2 separate regions of the Homo sapiens genome follow, and region 2 is linked to region 1. A link is an interaction called in ENCODE POLR2A ChIA-PET data of the cell type or tissue named here. Cell type or tissue: IMR-90. All regions are shown on one strand. Links, peaks and the distances in the headings refer to the core of each region. The heading gives the core; the rest is flanking DNA.

Region 1 (10,817 bases), core at 1,407-9,406:
AATGTTAATTCCTAAATTACTGCACTAGCCAGAGAAGGAGGAAAAAAACTGTAAGAAACCACATCAAAATGTCATCTGTGGTTGGTAGACATCTGATTTTAATTTTTTTATATCTGCTTTTCTGACATTTATACATTTTACATAATAAACAAGTTTTATTTTCCTAAAGGAAAAACACACATCATTACTGGCATAGCCTTCACCCTGGTATCTGAGCGCATGTCCATTGTACAACCTATCTGTGCCTAGCTATCAGAGTTGCCTTTCTAAAATGTGTTCTCCAGGCTCCTCTGAAACCCTCAGGGTGTCCTGGAATTTCAAAGTCATAACCCAGACCCACCCTTCCGCCTATCCCCTTATCTCCAACCACACCCAACCCAACCCTCTCTGCTTGGCAGGCCAGCATCCTCCTTGTCCTAGGACCAGGGGAGCTCCATTCAGCTCCTTCGCAGCTACTCTCCTCTATACAGAGAACCCCATACTCTTTGTCCTTTCCTCTTTATCTCTCCAGATGTTATCCTTTGAAGCTCAGCTAGTCTGTGGCCAGACCACCCTGATCACTCCCGATCTCATCTGAAGCTCACCTCAACTCCTTCCTTCTCCAGGTCACCTTTGTCACCTTTTTTAATCTGCATCGGGAATGGCAAACAGGTTTCGTTTTATGTAAACCAAGTCCATGCCATTGACAATGGTTGCATAGAGAATTCTATTTTATTTATTTATTCCAGAGTCTTACTCTGTCACCCAGGCTGGAGCGCACTGCCGCGATCATGGCTCACTGTAGCTTCTACCTCCAGGGCTCAAACAGTCCTCCTGCCTCAATTTCTGAGTAGCTGGGACTACACGCATGCACCCCCATGCCCAGCTAATTTTGTTTGCTTTTTGTAGAGACAGGTCTCACTATGTTGCCCAAGCTGGTCCCCAACTCCTGGGCTCCAAGGATCCTCCCACTTCAGCCTCCCAAGGTGCTAGGGTGGCAGGTGTGAGCCACCGTGCCTCGCCTTGCATGGAGAATTCTGAAAGCCTGCCCATGTTCAAAGGAAAAAGAGTCCTGTGATCATAGTGGTTTTTGCCATAGGCAAAAGAAGGAAAAGTGACAGAATGAATGTGACATATTTTTCATCCAGATTATAATAATTATTTTAGACCTGTGATGTCCAGTACGGAAGTCCCTAGCCACACATGGCTATTTAAATTCAGATTAAAAAGAAGAAAAATAGGGCTGGACGCGGTGCTTCACGCCTGTAATCCCAGCACTTTGGGAGGCCGAGACGGGTGGATCACAGGTCAGGAGTTCAAGACCAGCCTGGCCAATATAGTGAAACCCTATCTCTACTAAAAATATAAAAATTAGCTGGGTGCGATGGCGTGTGCCTGTAGTCCCAGCTACTTAGGAGGTGAGACAGGAGAATTGCTTGAAACCAGGAGGTGGAGGTTGCAGTGAGCTAAGATTGTACCACTGCACTACAGCCTGGGCAACAGAACGAGACTCCATCTCGAAAAAAAGAAGAAGAAAAATAATAATAATTTAATTAAAATTAAGTACAGAAGATGCTCCACCTAGAATTTTTAAACTTCATGATCGTCCAGGCATGGTGCCTCACACCTGTAATCCCAGCACTTTGAGAGGCCAAGGTGGGCGGATCACCTGAGGTCGGGAGTTCCAGACTAGCCTGGCCAACATGGTGAAACCCCGTCTCTACTAAAAATGCAAAAATTAACCAGGTGTGGTGGCACACGCCTGTAATCCCAGCTCATCGGGAGGCTGAGCCAGGAGAATCGCTTGAACCCGGGAAGCGGAGGTTGCAGTGAGCCGAGATCACACCACTGTAATCCAGCCTGGGTGATAGAGTGAGACTCCATCTCAAAAAAAAAAAAAAAAAAAAAAGGGGGTCTAATATCCTTAAAATCCATCGTGAAGTTTATTTACTTTTATTTTAATATTTATTTATTTATTTATTTATTTATTTATTTATTTATTTATTATTTTTTAGATGGAGTCTCGCTTTGTTGCCCAGGCTGGAGTGCAGTGGCACAATCTCGGCTCACTGCAACCTCCGCCTTCCGGGTTCAGGCAATTCTCCTGTTTCAGCCTCCCAAGTAGCTGGGATTACAGGTGTGTGCCACCACACCTGGCTAATTTTTGTATTTTTAGTAGAGAGAGGGTTTTGCCATGTTGGCCAGACTTGTCTCGAGCTCTTCGGGTGATCTGCCCACCTCAGCCTCCCAAAATGCTGGGATTACAGGTGTGAGCCACCATGCCCCGCCTTAGATGCTTTTTTTTTTTTTTTTTTTTTTTTTTTTGTGACAGAGTCTCCTTCTGTCACCCAGGCTGGAGTGCAGTGGCACGATCTTGGCTCACTGCAGCTTCTGCCTCCCAGGTTCAAGTAATTCTCCTGCCTCAGCCTCCTGAGTAGCTGGGATTACAGGCATGTGCTACCATGCCCAGCTAATTTTTATTTTTAGTAGAGACAGGGTTTCACCATGTTGGCCATGGTTGGCCCATCTGGTCTCAAACTCCTGACCTCAAGTGATCTGCCCACCTTGGCCTCCCCAAAGTGTTGGGATTACAGGCGTGAGCCACCTCGCCCAGCCACATTTTTGACTTATGATATTTTTTACTTATGATGGGGTTAATGGAAAGTAGCCCATTGTAAGTCAAGGAACATCTGTAAAATTAAAAATTTTTAATATGGTAGCCAGCGGCACATTTCAAGTGCTTAATAGACATATGTGGCTACTGGCTACTATCCTGATAGCAGCAAAGATACAGAAACTTTCCACCATTACAGAGTTATACGAGATGGCCCTGTTTTATTATTTCTTTCTTTATTATTTATTTATTTATTTATTTATTTATTTATTTATTTTTTTTTTGAGACGGAGTCTCGCTCTGTCGCCCAGGCTGGAGTGCAGTGGCGGGATCTCGGCTCACTGCAAGCTCCGCCTCCCGGGTTCACGCCATTCTCCTGCCTTAGCCTCCTAAGTAGCTATGGCCACAGGCGCATGCCACCATGCCCAGCTAATTTTTGTTTTTGTTTTTTTCTTTTTGAAACAGGGTCTTACTTACTCTGTCACCCAGGCTGGAGTGCAGTGGCACGATCTCGGCTCACTGCAACCTCCACCTCCCAGGTTCAAGCAATTCTCCTGCCTTTGCCTCCCAAGTAGCTGGGATTACAGGTGCATGCCACCATGCCTGGCTAGGGTTTGTATTTTTAGTAGAGATGGGTTTTCACCATATTGGCCAGGCTGGTCTTGAACTCCTGACCTCAGGTCTCCCAAGTGCTAGGATTACGGTGGCTCCCATTTTAGATATGTAGTTACATGACAATGCAAGGAAGAATATATTTGCTTAGTGTGTGTGCCTTGTTTTCTCAGTGAGAGACCAAAAGGGTTTTTTGTTGTTTTTTTTTTAAAAAAGCCTCACTCTGTCGCCAGGCTGCAGTACAGTGGCACGATCTCAGCTCACTGCAACCTCGGCCTCCTGGTTTCAAGGGATTCTCCTGCCTCAGCCTCCCAAGTAGCTGGGACTACAGGCGTGCCACCACGCCCAACTAATTTTTGTATTTTTAATAGAGATGGTGTTTCACCATTTTGGCCAGGATGGTCCTGATCTCTTGACCTTGTGATCTGCCCGCCTTGGCCTCCCAAAGTGCTGGGATTACAGGCATGAGCCACCACACCTGGCCCAAAACATTTCTATGGGCAGTAATCTTCGCTTACATTTATTTTGTAACCTTAGTGCACCTAACCAGTGCTAGATATATAAGAAATACTTCGTAAGTATTTGTTGAATTGATTTTTTAGTACTTAATGGGCAGTGCACCATTAAAGTAAAGTGTATGAATTTTGAAATACGAAAACAAGTTTCTGGCCCCTTCTCTTCTGCAAACTAACATGTGACTTAGAATATCTCATTTAACTGAAGCAGGTCAGTTTCCTCAAGGGTAAACAGTTGTAGACTGGACTATATTGGAAGATTCTTCCAGGTTTGGAATTTTGTGGTACATATGGAGTATTCACTTTTAAATAAAAACGTACACCCCCCCACCCCCCAAACACACACACACACACACAATGAAAACTAGCAGGTTAAAAAATATTCTAGCTTATTTTAAACTTCATTTGTCCTGGGAGGCTGAGGCGGGCGTTACCAGTTGAGGCCAGGAGTTCGAGACCAGCCTGGCCAACATGGTGAAACCCCGCCTTTACTAAAAATACAAAAGTTAGTCCGGGCGCAGTGTCTCATGCCTGTAACCCCAGCATTTTGGGAGTCCAAGGCGGGTGGATGACTTGAGGTCAGGAGTTCAAGACCAGCCTGGCCAACATGGTGAAACCCTGTCTCTACTAAAAAATACAAAAAAAAAAAAAAAAAAAAAAAAATTGCCAGGTGTGATCTCAGCTACTTGGCAGGCTGAGGCAGGAGGATCGCTTGAATCTGGGAGGCAGAGGTTGCAGTGAGCCGAGATCACACCACTGCACTCCAGCCTGAGCAACAGAGCTAGATTCCGTCTTAAAAAAAAAAAAAAATTAGCCAGTTGTGGTGGCATACGCCTGTAGTCCCAGCTACTTGGGAGGCTGAGGTGGGAGGATTGCTTGAACCCAGGAGGTGGAGGTTGCAGTGAGCCAAGATCACACCACGACACTGCAGGGTGGCTGCCTGGGCAAGAGAGAGTGAGACTGTCTCAAAAAAATAAAATAAAACAAACACAAAACCAACAACTTCATTTATCTAATTTTTCAAAGATATAAGCCTAGCATTTCCAGATTAAATTCTCTGCCACAGCTATAGCTGACTTGGGCAAGTCAGATGGAGAGGTAGTTGCCTTCGTCAAACCTGGTGAGGTTTTGTACTATCTTTAGTCTCACTACATGCAGCAGTCACCAGTCAATGCTGCCAGCCCTTTTCCATTGCTCTAAGTCAGGCATCAGTAAACTGTGGTCTGTTGTCTGTTTATGTGTGGCCCTCTAGCTAATGGTTTTTACATTTTTAAAAGGTTGCAAAAAAAAAAAAAAAAAAAAAAAAAAAAGAACCAAACTGGGCAGCACAGTGAGAGACCCTGTCTCTACATAAAATAAAAAAATTAGCCAAGTGTAGTGAAGCACACCTGCAGTCTACTCAGGAGGCCGAAGCAGGAGGATCCCTGGAGCCAGGGAGGTTGAGGCTGCAGTGAGCTGTTATGGCACCACTGTACTCCAGCCTGGGTGACAGAGGGAGATCCTGTCTCAAAAACAAAAAACAAAAACCCCAAAAACAAAAAACAAAAAGAAACAAATAAAAGAATAATATGTAACAGAAAACACATGGCTTGCAAAGCCTATAGTATTTACCTAGCCCATGACAGAAATGTTTGCCATCCTCTGTACTCAGTGACTTTCTTGTACAGACCCAACCATTTTTTAAGGCCAATCGTTTTCTGAAGTGTTCTAAGGTCCTGTGACTCAAACACCATGGAATTAAACTCTATCTTCTCTATGATTTAGAAAACTCTGAAGACAGGGAAGGGCAGCCAGGCTGGCGGGGAGTAGATGGGGACCCTCGGCTTGATCAGCTTTGTATTGAAATACTACAAAGTAGGCAGGATCCCGTGTTCTGAAAGCAGAAAGCGAGTCCTTGGATCCAGAGTCTGTGTGTTCTGGTCTTGGCTTTGGGAATTTGATGAGTCACGGTTTCTGGCTGTGTCCTCCTTGACTTACAGCTTTCACAAGAATGAATTCTGAAGGTCCCATGAAGGGGGAGAGCTGTGAGAATCGTCATCTAAGGTCCATGCTTGCATTTCAGTTTGTCCTTCTTTTTCTTTTTCTTCTTGTTGCCTCTCCTTTGAGCACTCCGGGGATCTAGATTGGATGGGCAGCTAAAGGGACTGAAATGAAGAGGCAAGAGCCAAACTTCAGGCCCTAGAGCAGGGCTGGGCCAGTATCTGAATTCTGATAGCAGCACTGCCAGGCCAGCCCCAGGGCAAATGCAAAGTTGATTGGTTTTTCTTAAGAACTCTTACTTTTCTTTCTGATGCTCACTGCCAGGTGTCCAAGGGCCCTGGAGCTTCCCAAATCTCCTTTCTACTTAAGCCTATTCCCTAGGTTTTTACCAAGCCTTGGCTTTTAAAATGCCCCTCTTCTTAGTTACCAAAAAACTCCAGTTTTTGCATTTTTTCCCCTATTTATCCTTTTTTTCCCCTTCCTCTCTTTGTCCCATTCTTTCCTCTAGGCTATTTTCGAAGTTCTTTCGCCCCTGGCTTCTGTATACACAACTGCCTTTAGAATAATCCAGTGTGCCTCACCTTAATAAAAATCCAGATTTACAAAACAAAAATTGTTTGAAAGGTGAATGTTTTTGTTAAAGAAATCTGGCCAATATGAAAGACCAGCATCTCTTTTTTTATGTTTATCACTTTGTTTGTGACAGTCTCACTCTGTGATCTGCAACCCTGCCTCCTGGGTTCAAGCGATTCTCGTGCCTCAGCTTCCCAAGTAGCTGGGACTACAGGTGTGCTAATAGTCGTATTTTGTACTAATAAAATAGCTGGCTAATTTTCGTATTTTTAGTAGAGACAGGGTTTCGCCATGTTGGCCAGGCTGGTTTCAAACTCCTGGCCTCAAGCAATCTGCGCACCTTGGCCTCCCAAAGTGCTGGGATTACAGACCTGAGCCATCATGCCTGGCCATGTTTATCACTTTCTACATTTCATTATAGCAAGCGGTAACTAGGGGAGGTCCCCTAGTTGGGTGCAAGCAGATTCATTTTTGTATTTGCAAATCATGTAACACAGTGAAATTCATAGCCTTACCCCCATACTGGATCATAAAAATATTTTACTTTCCCTATTTTGTTTACTATCAAGCCTGAGCTCATTAAATATATCCAGTGGCCTGGATCAGGATCATGTGAAAAACAGGACCTTGGCTTGCTTACAACGTTTGCATTTGTTTTGGTTGGTACAGATTCATTTGGATAAATTCCCAGCTTATTCTCAAAGAAGATTCTAGCGCAGTACCGGGCTCCCAGTGGCTTTTCATTCATAGTAATGAGCATTAGCCGAGCGTGGTGACGTGCGCCTGTAGTCCTAGCTACTCAGGAGGCTGAAGCAGGAGGATTGCTTGAGCCCAGGAGGTCAAGGCTGCAGTGAGCTGAGCGGTGTCTGTGCACCATTGCTGCATTCTAGAATTCCCAGCCCAGAACTATGCTGTTGTCATGCCTAGGAAAGCATCCATGAGAAAATCCTTTTCTGAGTCCGAATGCCAATTCCAGTTCTGGTTAGAATTCCTTGACACACACGGCACTTCCAGCCTTGGTTTTCACGGTTGCTGTGATAGCAGAACACACAGCTGTGAAACAGAGAGAAGATGAGCAACAGAAATGGATGTGCTAAAATGTGAGATGAAAATATGCAGAAAAGCCAACCATCTTTAGAAATCTCATTTATTCAGGGTTCAGTGTAAGCCTAATAGGTACAAGCTGAGATTTTGGAGTCTGGTGGGTTCCAGTCTTGCTTTCCACCAATAATTAGCTTCACTTGACTTCTTTGGGTTTCCGTTTCCTCATTTGTATGAGAAAATAGGGATCATGAGAGTACTTGCCACATGAGATTTGGCAGGAGGTTGTATATGTCGAGAATTTAGCACTGTGTCTAGTACACAGCAGGTGCTTAATAAATGTTTGTATTAGTGTTTTAGCACATGTGGGAGGGACATAGCCGAGTGCAGTGTTTCTCAAATTTTGGGGACTCTGGACATCTTCACAGACAGATAAGATACAGGGCACTCAATTGGCTGTAACTTCAGATAAACAGTAAATAATTTATTAGTACAAGTATTTCCCAAACATTGTATGGAACATATATGAAAATATTCATTTCTTATCTGAAATTCAAGTTTAATTGGGCACCCTGAAGTTTTATTTGCGAAATCAGACAACCCTGTTTTCCTTTCCTTTTCTTTTCCTCTTTTTTTTTTTTTGAGACAGGGCTCACTCTGTCACCCAAGCTGGAGTGCAGTGGCGCGATTACTGCTCACTGCCGCTTCAACCTCCCAGGCTCAGGTAATCCTCCCACCTCAGCTTCCAAAGTAGCTGGGACCACAGGTGCATGCCACTATGCCTGACTAATTTTTGGTATTTTTTGTAGAGACAAGGTTTCACCACGTCACCCTGGCTGATTTTTTTTTTTTCCTAGATGGAGTTTTGCTCTTGGCGCCCAGGCTGGAGTGCAATGGCGTGATCTCAGCTCACTGCAACCTCTGCCTCCTGGGTTCAAGCAATTCTCCTGCCTCAGTCTCCCGAGTAGCTAGGATTACAGGTGCCTGCCACCATGCCCAGCTAATTTTTGTATTTTTGGTAGAGACAGGGTTTCACCATGTTGGCCGGGTTGGTCTCCAACTACTAACCTCAGGCTATCTGCCCGTCTTGGCCTCCCAAAGTGCTGGGATTATAGGCGTGAGCCACCACGCCCGGCCTACCATGGCTGATCTTGAACTCCTGAGCCCAAGCCAGGAGGGCTGGGATTACAGGCATGAGCCACTGTGCCTAGCCCTGTTTTTATATTCTTAAAAATTATTAGCCAGGTGTGGTGGCTCACTCCTATAATCCCAGCACTTTGGGAGGCTGAGGCGGGTGGGTCACTTGAGGTCAGGAGTTCAAGACCAGCCTGGCCAACATGGTGAAACACTGTCTCTACTAAAAATATCAAAAATTAGCCAGGCATAGTGGCGCATGCCTATAATCCCAGCTACTTGGGAGGCTGAGGCATAAGAATCGCTTGAACCCCGGAGGCAGAGGTTGCAGTGAGCCGAGATCATACCACTGCACCCCAGCCTGGGTGAGTGAGACTCTGTGTAAAAAAAAAAAAAAAAAAAAAGATTTTTGAGAAATGCAAAGTGCTTTTAAAGTGCTTTTATTTGGGTTCTATATATTGATATTTACTGCATTAGAAATTAAAATTAAGAAAAATATTAATTTCCTTTAACAAGAATAATAGTAAGCTCATTTTTTATGAAAATGTTTTCATGAAAAATAATTATATTTCCAAAAAAAGTAGATAAAGAGAAGATCATGTCGTTTATATTTTTTCAAATCTCTTTGATGATTGTCTTGATAGAAGTCAGCTGTATGCTCATATTTGCTTCTGCTTCAATCTATTGAGGTATGTCATTTTCACTGAAATTCTATAGGGAAAGAAAATTCAACCTCACAAAGATATGCAATTGGAAAAGGGAGGAATATTATAGTAGAATTTTTGGATTATTGTGAACATTCTTCTTTGATACTAAACCCAAACTCTACAAGAGGTAGTTTTTGTTTTGTTTTGTTTTGTTTTGTTTGAGATGGAGTCTTGCTCTGTTGCCCAGGCTGGAATGCAGTGGCACAATCTCAGTTCACTGCACCCTCTGCCTCCCAGGTTCAAGAGATTCTCCTGCCTCAGCCTCCCGAGTATCTGGGATTACAGGCGCCTGCCACCACGCCGGGCTAATTTTTGTATTTTTAGTAGAAACAGGGCTTCACCATGTTGGAAAGGCTGGTCTCGAACTCCTGACCTCAGGTGATCTGCCAGCCTTGGCCTCCCAAAGCTCTAGGATTACAGGCGTGAGCCACTGCACCCAGCCAAGAGGTAGTTTCTTAAAGGTTAGTTGCAGCAGAATCTGAAACCATAAAAAGGAAATTTTCATGCTCTGTTACATTAAAATTGGTTGGCCCATCTTGAACTTTGAATGGACTGCTTACCCATGCATGATTCTGTAACATCATGGTTGGTTATTTGGAAAATATTGGTTCACTGAATTGTGAAGATCTTCCAAATATTGAAACATTTCAGTATGTATTTTTAAAAATCCACATTTGTTAATGTCATAGCTGATCTCATGAGAAAAGCCTTTAATCACTGACAAGCAGTCAAGCTTGTGGTGATAAATGCAGGTTGCCCCCAAATTTTTTCTTCCTTTTTTTGTATTTTTTAAAATTATTTTTCTTCTCCTTGCACAGCAGAGCTAACTCATAGGCAGTACACCCAGAGTTAGCCAGGTTCCCCCATATTTAACTTTTGCTTGAAAGCTTGAATTTGATCATTGGAAATCAATACTGTCTGTTGTGTTCTTTGAAGTGCCAGGGTCACTTCATTCATTTTCTAGAAAAGGTCTGCCAAATATTCAAGTCTAAATAATCATAGTTTGTTTTATCAAGTAATGTAGCCTGTGACTCTCAAGTGATTTTTCCTTGAGACAGCAATCATAATTTGGTATACAGTAGAAGTGCTTTATCATACTTTCTGTTTCATCGCACAGAATATTTTTAAAACATCTACTTGAATTGAGACTTAATAAAATAAATAGGCTGGATGTGGTGGCTCATGCCTGTAATCCCAGCACTTTGGGAGTCTGAGGCAGGTGGATCACCTGAGGTCAGGAGTTCAAGACCAGCCTGGCCAACATGGTGAAACCCCATCTCTACTAAAAATACAAAAATTAGCTGGATGTTATGGCAGGTGCCTGTAATCCCAGCTACTTGGGAGGCTGAGGCAGGAGAATCACTTGAACCCAGGAAGTGGAGGTTTCAGTGAGCCTAGATTGTGCCACTGCACTCCAGCCTGGGCAACAAGCAGACTCTGTCTCAAACAACAGCAACAAAAAAATTAAAATTAAAAAATTTAAAACATTTTAAAAAGAAATAAAAAATAAAATAAAATTAATACTGTGTTACCAAATACATTCTTAAGGAAAATTGGCTTTAAAAAAAGGTAGAACAACTTCAAATGCCTGGTGGTAAAAAAATGCCACAATTACTAGTATACTTTGGTGGCACTGCCTCTCACACGGCTAGAAGTTTTAGC
Region 2 (10,817 bases), core at 1,603-9,602, 120 kb before region 1:
TTAATCCCATGTGATGGATTCAAGGGTGATTTTATTTTAGTTTTTATTTTTTGAGACAGAATCTTGCTCCGTTGCCCAGGGTGGAGTGCAGTGACGCCATCTCAGCTCACTGCAACCTCCAACTCCTGGGTTCAAACGGTTCTCCTGCCTCAGCCTCCCGAGTAGCTGGAACTACAGGCACAGGCCACCAGGCCCAGCTAATTTTTGTATTTTTAGTAGAGACAGGGTTTCACTATGTTGGCCAGGCTGGTCTCGAACTCCTGACCTCAGGTGATCTGCCTGCCTCGGCCTCCCAAAGTGCTGGGATTACAGGCGTGACCCACTATGCCCCACCTTCAAGGATCATTTTAAATATCAGTGGGTTACACAACTGTGACACTTGAGACACATCAGTCATAAGACTAGCAAGGCCTCTTTGGAAATCACAGCTTTCAAGATGGGAGTCTCCTCCCAATTTTTTTGTTCTAGTCTTAGGGCGGTAACAAGAGGCTTTCTCGTGACATACCTAAGCCTTCCTGCTTTGGACTGAATTGAAAGTAGGGCAGTACTTGCCAATCCCGTGATATTTTGGTGTCTCTCTCTGGTCCTCACCAAGATTAGGAAGTGGGAACATTTAAATCCCATGCCTGCAGGCTCCCTTTCTCCCTCCCTTCTTTTTTTCTTTTTTCCTTTTTCTTTCTTTCTTCCTTTTAAGCCAAGCACACTGCTAAACCCAAATTGGGAGATTTTCCAAAAGTTAGGCCTCTTTAAACTCGATCCTTTCCCCCTTCTTTCTCCCACAGTCATAATGCCTGCCTCACAATGCACCCAAAGGCAGTAAGTCTACAAACGCACAGAGGAGGAAAATAGGAATCGTGTACTGAGTTGTATTTATTTATTTCATTTTTAATTCCTCTTTTACTATTTATTTATTTTTTTGGCCAGGCGAAGTGGCTTATGCCTGTAATCCCAGCACTTTGGGAGGCTGAGGCAAGAGGATCACTTGAGGTCAGGAGTTCAAGATCAGCCTGGGCAACACAGAGCAATCTACCAAAAAAAAAAAAAAAAAGAAAGAAAAAAGTTGGGCATGGTGTATGCCTGTAGTCCTAGCTACTCAGGAGGCTGAGGTGGGAGAATCACCTGAGGCTGCAGTGAGCTATGATTGCACCACTGCACTCCAGCCTGAGCAACAGAGTAAGAGACCCTGTCTCTATAAAAATAAAATAAAACTTGTTTTTTTAGCCGGGCGCGGTGGCTCACACCTGTAATCCCAGCACTTTGGGAGGCTGAGGCAGGCAGATCACCTGAGGTTGGGAGTTAGAGACCAGCCTGACCAACATGAAGAAACCCCGTCTCTACTAAAAATACAAAATTAGCCAGGCATGGTGGCGCATGCCTGTAATCCCAGCTACTCGGGAGGCTGAGGCAGGAGAATCGCTTGAACCTGGGAGATGGAGGTTGCGGTGAGCTGAGATCATGCCATTGAACTCCAGCCTGGAGACAGACTTTTTTTTTTTTTTTTTTTTTTTTTTTTGAGACAGGTCTTGCTCTGTCACCCAGGCTGGGTTCAAACTCCAGGGCTCAAGGGATCCTCCCACCTCCGCCCTGTGTGTAGCTAGCTTACAGGTGTGCACCACTGTGCCCAGTACCATACAGAGTTTTAAATTATTATGATTTTTATTTTGAACACATGACCTCAATCAAACCATGATAGTTATCTTTTTTTTTTTTTTTTTTTTTTTTTGAGATGGAATCTTGCTCTGTTACCCAGGCTGGAGTGCAATGGTGCGATTTTGGCTCACTGCAACCTCTGGATCCGGGGTTTAAGTGATTCTCGTGCCTCAGCCTCCCGAGTAGCTGGAATTACAGGCACACACCACCACACCTGGCCAATTTTTATGGTTTTAGTAGAGATGGGGTTTCACCATGTTGGCCAGGCTGGTCTCCAACTCCTGAGCTCAGATGATCTCAGCCTCCTGAAGTGCTGGGATTACAGGCGTGAGCCACTGCGCCCGGCCTCTTTTTTCTTTTTGTGAGACAAAGTCTCACTCTGTTACCCAAGCTGGAGTGCAGTGGTGCGATCTCGGCTCACTGCAACCTCTGCCTCCCGGGTTCAAGCGATTTTCCTGCCTCAGCCTCCTGAGTAGCTGGGACTACAGATGTGTACCACCATGCCCGGCAGATTTTTGTATTTTTAGTAGAGACGAGGTTTCACTATGTTGGCCAGGCTGGTCTCAAACTCCCGACCTCATGATCCGCCCGCCTCAGCCTCCCAAAGTGCTGGGATTACAGGAGTGAGCCACTGTGCCCGGTGGTTCTTTCCTCATTTCTACTAACAGCATGGCTAAACACGAGTTCATTTTCCTAGGCCAACTCCCCATTTCTTACACTCCAGGCTGTTTGGTTCATTTCCATTTCCACCCAGCAGGGAAGACTAACTTTTCTTCTCCCAGCTCTGGAATTTGTGTTTCTGTTTGTTTGTTTGAAGTCTAACATGGCAGGGGATCCTCCTGCATCTTCCATTCCTGCTCATCTTGGTTCTTCAGAGGGGATCAGGTCTTCCCTGGCAGGGAAATTTTAAAATAACACCTCAGGCAAAGCACAAGAAGCAGCTGAAACCAGCTTTCCCCAAAGACCAGCTGCCTGCTCACCCAACAAACAGTTTGGAATTCCTCTACAGGATTCTATCTTTTGTAGGGGGCATTTATTCAGCCCTTGGTTTACTACCAGAGCTGGTATTTGCTGTCACCCTGTGATAAAAACTACAAAGATAAAAGCTTTCTTAAGGACTGATGGCATCTTTGAGATGCCTCAGGCTGATCTGCAGAGATTTTCACCACAGTTTAGCTGCCTTTGCACCCGTCCTCCGGCCTCACTTATTTTCACACTCTTGGAATTTACTTCATTGATTCCTAATGGCCTGGGCAAGTGGGCCTAGAAAGGGAGGTTATTCTCTGCAATAAGATCACAATTAGAGTCAGCCCTATGGGAGGGAGAAGGAGAGATTTCCTAACCTTTCCTGAAAGCACACCAAGAATTCCCCTTGGCCCAGAGCTGGGGTCAGGAACACGGCTTCCAACTTCTTACTGTCTACCCAAGAATTAAAGCCAGGAAATCACAGCAGAGGGGTCATGTATTCATTCATCAAATATTTATTAGGCATCTACTCTGTATGAGGCACTCTACTAGGGCCTCGGTTTACAAAGATGCATGTCATAGTTCCTACCAGGCAAAGTCAAATAAACCTACAGATGCTCACAGTGCTATGTGATTCACATCTTAAGAGAGGTCTGTGTTGGCCGGGTGTGGTGGCTCACGCCTGTAATCCCAGCACTTTGGGAGGCAGAGGCGGGCAGATCACCTGAGGTCAGGAGTTCCAGACCAACCTGGCCAACATGGTGAAACCTCGCCTCTACTAAAAATACAAAAATTATCTGGGTGTGGTGGCACACACCTGTAATCCCAGCTACTCGGGAGGCTGAGGCAGGAGAATCGCTTGAACCCGGGAGGCGGAGGTTGCGGTGAGCCAAGATTGTGCCACTGCACTCCAGCCTGTGCAACAGAGTAAGACTCTGTCTCAAAAGAAGAAGAGAGGTCTGTGATAAGGTCGAGGATCTCAGAAGAGGGAGGCCATCACACTGCAGATGGTGGAACCTGGTGGAGGAAAGATAGCATCACAGAAGAGGTGACTGTCCGCAGAGCCTTTCAGAAGGCAGAGCTCAGCCGCCGGAGACAAATGGCATGAGGGCTGAAGTATGGGAGAAAGAAGTGACTGTTCTGTTTGAGTCCTTTCTGAAGCAGGCCCAGAAACAATAACTTGAAGGCAGTCATGAATTTGGGAGATGATTCCAGGAAACCGCAGAGGGGTGTGGGGAGTGCAGCAGGGAGTGGAAGAAGGGCATGCATGGCGTGTTAACAAGATGGTTGCCACTGTGGGCGATTGGAGCTCGGTCCCACCAGGCAGCTCTGGAAGTTGATGTAGAGCAAGTTTCAGAGTCATCCAGTAGAAGGGCAAAGAAGGTGGGTGGGGGGAGTTGCTTCCAGGGATACTTCCAGCTTGCCCTGCCTAAGTGTTTTTAGGGCCAAAGAAAAGCCGCAGGAGAGTTGTAGATATGTGCAGCAGTATTCAGTGTGTACGGGTCAATGCAGCCAGATATTAGCGAGGCCCCACAGCATCTGCTACATGGACCAAAGGCACTGAGACATGAAAACAGCACCACAGGCTCGGTGCGGTGGCTCACTCCTGTAATCCCAGCACTTTGGGAGGCTGAAGCAGGCGGATCACCTGAGGTCAGGAGTTCGAGACCAGCCTGGCCAACATGGTGAAACCCTGTCTCTACTAAAAATATGAAAATTAGCTGGACATGGTGGTGGGCACCTATAATCCCAGCTACTCGGGAGGCTGAGGTAGGAGAATCGCTTGAACCTGGGAGGCAGAGGTTGCAGCGAGCCGAGATCATGCCACTGCACTCCAGTCTGGGTGACACAGCGAGACTCCGTCTTAAAAAAATAAATAAATAAAATAAATTTTAAAAACAATAAAAAAAGAAAAAAAAAAAGGAAACAGCACCACAAATGATGGTCCATTTGTCGAAGTGGCAAGAAGTAGGTTGTGATCTGGGAAGGCAGAGTGACACAGAGACACCAGCCTTGGCCAGTATACCACATGGATGAATTGCTAGCACTTACGGGGATGTGAATGAATCATTCCTTCTTCTGTACTCCCAGGCAAAGCAGAGCCCTTGTGCTACTTTAGTATTAGCTTTGTATGCCTACGTGTACCCAACCAGACCATCAGTTGTGGATTGTGATTTCACTCACCATCCTGAGTCTAACAGCCAGCCCAGGGTCTAGCACGGGGCAAGGACCCAGAAGGTATTTGAGTGATGGATGGCTAGTTTGGTTTATACTCACAGCTCTACCCAGAGCTATTTACTGTGCTTAGAGCAGGATTATCTTGGATCCAAAAGGGCACGAGATTATCTTGTGTATGCACTTTGGAAGTGGATTGGAGAGGCGTGGTTGACAGGATGCTCTGAAATATTTTGGAGCTCCTTCTCTGTAAGTCCGAGCCGGTCCCAGGAGACACTTCCTTCCTCCCCTGCTGCTCTAGCAAGGCCTTGGTGGAACTTTGCCGAATCATCATTTTCATGGAAGACATTTTGCCGCAGTCCTGATGTCATCGGAGGAGCCTGGACTTTCCCTCTGGCCTCAGCCAACTGAGTGGCCTAAGCTCCTCTTTCTGACTAGTTCAGACAGCGGTTGCCTCTGGTTGCCAACCAGAGAAAGAGGCTATCATTGTCATTCAACAAGAGGACGACTTTCTGAAGTGGCCATGTGACCTTTTCAGAAAATCCCCATGGAAAGGGGAAATATTGTGATGGTAAACAAGAGGAAAACAGAAACAACTCAGTCACCAAAATGGGGCCTCACACCCAATGATTCTGACACAGACCTCAAGATAGAGGAAAGTTAATAAGATCTCATCACAGAGTCCATAAAGAATCTCTAGAGGTCTAGTCAGTCCATCCTCGTGCTGGAGATACAACCAAACTGAATTCATTAAACAGCTATACTTAAACATTTTTTAGCAAAGAATTTTTTTTTTGTCTTTTCTCATTAGACATCAGAAAATGTTTAGATAAGAGGCTCTTTGGAAAAGAGATTTCTTTTGTCTTTTCCCATTAGGGATCAAAAAATGTTTACAGGTAAGAAGGAATAATAGAACTTATTTCCTGGAAACTCATTTCATAGCTGAGGAAATTGAAGCAGAGCCAGTACTAAAATGTGTTCTTTGAGCCACAGTTCAGAAACTTCCTTCAATCATTCATCAAGCATTCCTTGAGTCCCTGCCCCATGGACTTTTACTTGGAGCTGGGGAAATGCAACTCAGCAAGGCAGTTTCTACACCCCCAGGAGGCAGCTTATAATCCAGATGAACATGAATATTTGCATTGAATTAACTATAACCAGATGTCACCAATGCCATAATGAAGGCACATTCAAATGCATCTTAAGTCTTACTAAAGGGCTTTTTGGTTTTAAAAAATGGGCACCAGGCTAGGTGAGGTGGTTCTTGCCTGTAATCTTAGCACTTTGGGAGGCCCAAGGTGGGAGGATTGCTTGATTTCAGGAGTTTGAAACCAGCCCAGGCAACACAGTGAGACCTCATTTCTACAAAAAATTTTTAAAAATTAGGTAGGCATGATGACACATACTTGTAGTTCCAGCTACTTGGGAGGCTGAGGTGGGACGATCACCTGAGCCTAGGAGGTCAAGGCTGCAATGAGCCGTGATTGTGCCACTGCACTTCTGCCTGGGAGACAGAGTGAGATCTTATCTCAAAAACTAAAAATAAATTTAAAAACAGAGAAATGAATTCACTTGGGCACACACTTAATGACAATTGTGTAAATCCCTAAATTCTGCTGTAAAAACAGAAAACACATGTCCCCATCTCAAGTCTGTAGTGCCAGGCTGTTATTTGTTGAAAGAATTCAAAGGAGCTAGACCTTCCTACTGCTGCAACCTTGGAAATGTGGTCTCACTATGTTGTCTGGGCTGGTTCTCCAAAATAAAAGAAGAAAAGGAAAATCCTTCTACTTGTCCAGATTTATTGTAGAAAACCACAATGAGGCTGGGCATGGTGGCTCACACCTGCATCCCAGCCCTTTGGGAGGCTGAGGCGGGCAGATCACTTGAGATTAGGAGTTCAAGACCAGCCTGGCCAACATGGTGAAACCCCGTCTCTACTAAAAATACAAAAATTAGCTGGACATGGTGGTGGGCGCCTATAATCCAAGCTACCTGGGAGGCTGAGGCAGGATAATTGCTTAAACCCAGTAGGTAGAGGTTTCAGTGAGCTGAGATCATGCCACTGCACTCCAGCCTGGGCGACAGAGTGAGACTGTCTCAAACAAACAAACAAACAAAACAAAATAAATGAAAACCACAATGATATACACTGTCTCTCTCTTTCTCTCTCTCTCTCTCTCTATATATATACACATATATATGTATATATACGTATATATACATATATACATATATATGTGTATATACACACATACATATATATGTGTATATATACACATACATATGTATGTGTATATATACACACATATATATGTGTGTATATATATATATATATATATATATATATATATATACACACACATATATATTTGAGAGAGAGTTTTGCTCTTGTTGCCCAGGCTGGAGTGCAATGGTGCGGTCTTGGCTCACTGCAACCTCCACCTCCTGGGTTCAAGCAATTCTCCTGCCTCAGCCTCCTGAGTAGCTGGGATTACAGGTGCGTGTCACCACACCCAGCTGATTTTTGTATTTTTAGTAGAGACAGGGTTTCACTATGTTGGCCAGGCTGGTCTTGAACTCCTGACCTCGTGATCCGCCTGCCTCAGCTTCCCAAAGTGCTGGGATTACAGGCGTGAGCCACCATGCCCAGCAACTCTGTAACTATTTTAAGCAGAAGGGGATTTATTTATGCAAGTAGGTGCTTACACATTTGTTTTGTTTTGTTTTGTTTTTGAGATAGTCTTGCTCTGTTGCCCAGGCGGGAATGCAGTGGCACAATCTCGGCTCACTGCAACCTCTGCCTCCCGGGTTCAAGCAATTCTCCTGCCTCAGCCTCCCAAGTAGCTGGGATTACAGGCACCTGCCACCATGCCCGGCTAACTTTTGTATTTTTAGTAGAGACAGGGTTTCACCATGTTGGCCAGGCTCGTCTCCAACTCCTGAACTCAAGGCAATCTTCCCGCCTCGGCGTCCCAAAGGGGTAGGATTACAGGCGTGAGCCACTGTGCCCGGCCCTAAACAGTTGTTGGACGAGCAGGTACCTGGCTGGAACTTTGGGCATGACGTCCATAGTAACACTACAGAGCTGGCCTGCCAGGGGAGCTGCCGCATCAGCCCCATCCAGGAAGGTGAGGAATCAGAAAACTACCCCTGTAACTATTGCGTTCATGGACATGCCACTTTCATTTTTCAGGGATCAGAAAAGCTGCCACTGCCGCATCTGGAACAGAGCCGTGCTATGTCTGCCAGGTCCATACCAGCAAAAGATGGGTGCCCTGTGTTCTCTCAATACCCACAAAGCTAGAGCTGCACACTGGGATGGAGCTGCAGGAACATTCTATGTGTGTGCGCCTGTACTTGCTGGAGAAACAGCCAGAAACCTGTCCTCTCCCTTGCTTTTACCTTCTAAACCTGGCTCAGATGGCTCTGTTTGTCAGAACATACATTACATTTGGAACTTTGACTGCAAGGAAGTCTGGGAAAGGTAGCTTTCAGCTTTCCAGCCTTTTAGTACAGGAAGGCATGCTGGAAAAAGAGTGGAATGAGATCACCTATAATAGTTACCACATTCAACATCTCTGTGGACCTTGTCATCTCTTACCTGGCCCTGTGGACCTTGTCATTTCTTACCTGGATGATTGCAATCTCCTCATAACCAATCTCTCTGCTCCCAAGTTCCTTCTTCAGTCTATCCTCTGTGGTGTGCTTGAGGTTTTTTCTCTGAGATACATCCTTGATTATGTCACTTTTCTGCTCAGTCTTGTCACCCATAAAAATAAGAACCAGCTGGGTGTGGTAGCTCACACCTGTAATCCCAGCACTTTGGGAAGCCAAGGTCGGAGGATTGCTTGAGCTCTAGGAGTTTGAGACTAGCCTGGATGTAAAACCCCATCTCTACAAAATATACAAAAATTAGCCAGGCGTGGTGATACATGCCTGTAATCCCAGCTACTTGGGAGGCTGAGGCAGGAGAATCACTTGAACTCAGGAGGTGGAGGCTGCAGTGAGCCGAGATCGAACCACTGCACTCCAGCCTGGGAGACAGAGTGAGACTGTCTCAAACAAACAAACAAACAAACAAACCCATTCTCCTTTCAAAGCTCTTAAGGACCTGGCTCCAACCCATCTTACTAGCTGCAAATCCTGCCACTTTACCACACTCCCAGTCACACCAGATACTAAATGCTTTCTAATCCCAACCCCTACCCCCACATCCGAATCTTGTCATTGTTGTTCATGTGGTTCCTCTGGCTAGAATGCCCTGCCACCCTTCATTTTCTCATTTTTAATTCCCTTGTCCAGGTTGGGAATGGTGGAGCATGTCTGCAATCCCAGTACTTTGGGAGGCCAAGGAAGGCAGATGGCTTGAGCCCAGGAGTTTGACACCAGCCTAGGCAACATAGCAAGACCCCATGTCTACAAAACATTTAAAGAAAAGTTAGTTGGGCATGGTGGCACATGCTTGTAATTCCGGCTACTTGGGAGGTTGAGACAGGCAGATTGCTTGAGTCCAGTCCGGGAGTTTGAGACTGCAGTGAGTTATGATCACACTACTGCACTCCAGCCTGGATGACAGAGTGAGACCATCTCTAAATTTTTTTTTTCTTTTTGAGACGGAGCCTCGCTCTGTCATCCAGGCTGGAGTACAGTAGCGTGATCTCTGCTCACTGCAACCTCCACTTCCAGATTCAAGTGATTCTCGTGCCTCACGCCCAGCAATGTTTTGTATTTTTTGTTGCTGTTGTTGAGACACAGTTTTACTCTGTCACCCAGGCTGGAGTGCAGTGGTGCCATCTTGGCTCACTGCAACCTCTGCCTCCCGGGTTCAAGCGATTCTCCTGCCTCAACCTCCCAAGTAGTTGAGACTACAGGCACGCACTGCCACACCCACCCTAATTTTTTAATATATTTTTAGTAGAGACTGGATTGCTCCATATTGGCCAGGCTGGTCTCAACCTCCTGACCTCAAGTGATCCACCCGCCTTGGCCTCCCAAAGTGTTGAGATTACAGACATGAGCCACCGCACCTGGCCTAAAATTTTTTCTTTCAATAAAAACATAATAATAACTCCCTGTCCAAGGCCAGGCACAGTGGCTCACGCCTGTAATCCCAACACTTTGGGAGGCTGAGGCGGGTGGATTACCCAAGCTCAGGAGTTCAGGACCAGCCTGGCCAACATGGTGAAACCCTGTCTCTACTAAAAAAATACAAAAATTAGCTGGGTATGGTGGCAGGCACCTGTAATCCCAGCTACTTGGGAGGCTGATATAGGAGAATTGCTTGAACCCAGGAGGCACAGGTTGTGGTGAGCCAAGATCGCGCCATTGCCCTCCAGCCTGGGCAAAAAGAGAGAAACTCCATCTCAAAATAATAATAATAATAATAATCCCCTGTCCAAATATTACCATCTCTAGGAATTTTCCCTTACTGTTTCCCTTTTTCCCCACAGGCACAATTAATAGATTCTTCTGGCATTTACAACCATCTCTACTGCTCCCCTCACTTTGTACTCTTGTATAGTTATACATGTGTCTGTAGTTCCAAGGTGATGGAATGGATCATGTTTCTATTTATCTGTGTATGCCCAGTGTTTGACTCTTGATAGATTATGAATACTTGTTGAACAAGTGAATGAATGGATGAATGATTGTCCTGCATGTCTAAGACACCCAATCACACCTGACTGGCTTTTATCTTCAGTTTATAGACATGCTCATCTCAAAAGGCCAGCTCTCCTTTGATCCAATGGTGATTACCCTATCACTGTTCTTCATTTCATGGCCCCATTAGTTGAGCAGTTTGTCTTGCTTGCTGTCTTCCCGCCTTCACTGCCCAGTCACTGCTCAGCCTTACCACTCCACGGAAACCACCCTTGTCAAGGGCGCCCGTTATCTCCCAGTTGCAAAACAAAATGATCGTTTTCAATCCTTGTCTTATTAACCGTTTGCCTCAGTTGACTTTGTAAACACACCTTCCTTCTTGAATCTAATTATTTCCTGGACTAACGCTTTCTTCTTAGCTT

The links. Peaks named below come from ENCODE experiments on the same cell type or tissue, not always from the same donor. Only the 100,000 strongest peaks of a DNase experiment are listed, where the experiment ranks them.
Region 2: POLR2A ChIA-PET joins it to region 1 with 13 read pairs; 4 of 35 experiments call an interaction of 5 or more read pairs at or near these places.

The regions. Positions count from the first base shown.
Region 1 is chr4:40,521,003-40,531,819 of GRCh38, reverse strand. All of the region lies in intron 2 of RBM47 (RNA binding motif protein 47), which reads left to right. Among named protein-coding and RNA genes, the nearest start is that of MIR4802, 24 kb to the right of the region's middle. RefSeq lists enhancers at 4,642-5,442, 5,443-6,242. In IMR-90, for the core only: no CTCF peak of the experiment used is centred there; DNase peaks (open chromatin) are centred at 5,679 and 6,899; H3K27ac peaks cover 1,130 bases.
Region 2 is chr4:40,643,369-40,654,185 of GRCh38, reverse strand. No RefSeq gene overlaps it. Among named protein-coding and RNA genes, the nearest start is that of RBM47, 19 kb to the right of the region's middle. In IMR-90, for the core only: no CTCF peak of the experiment used is centred there; no DNase peak of the experiment used is centred there; H3K27me3 peaks cover 683 bases.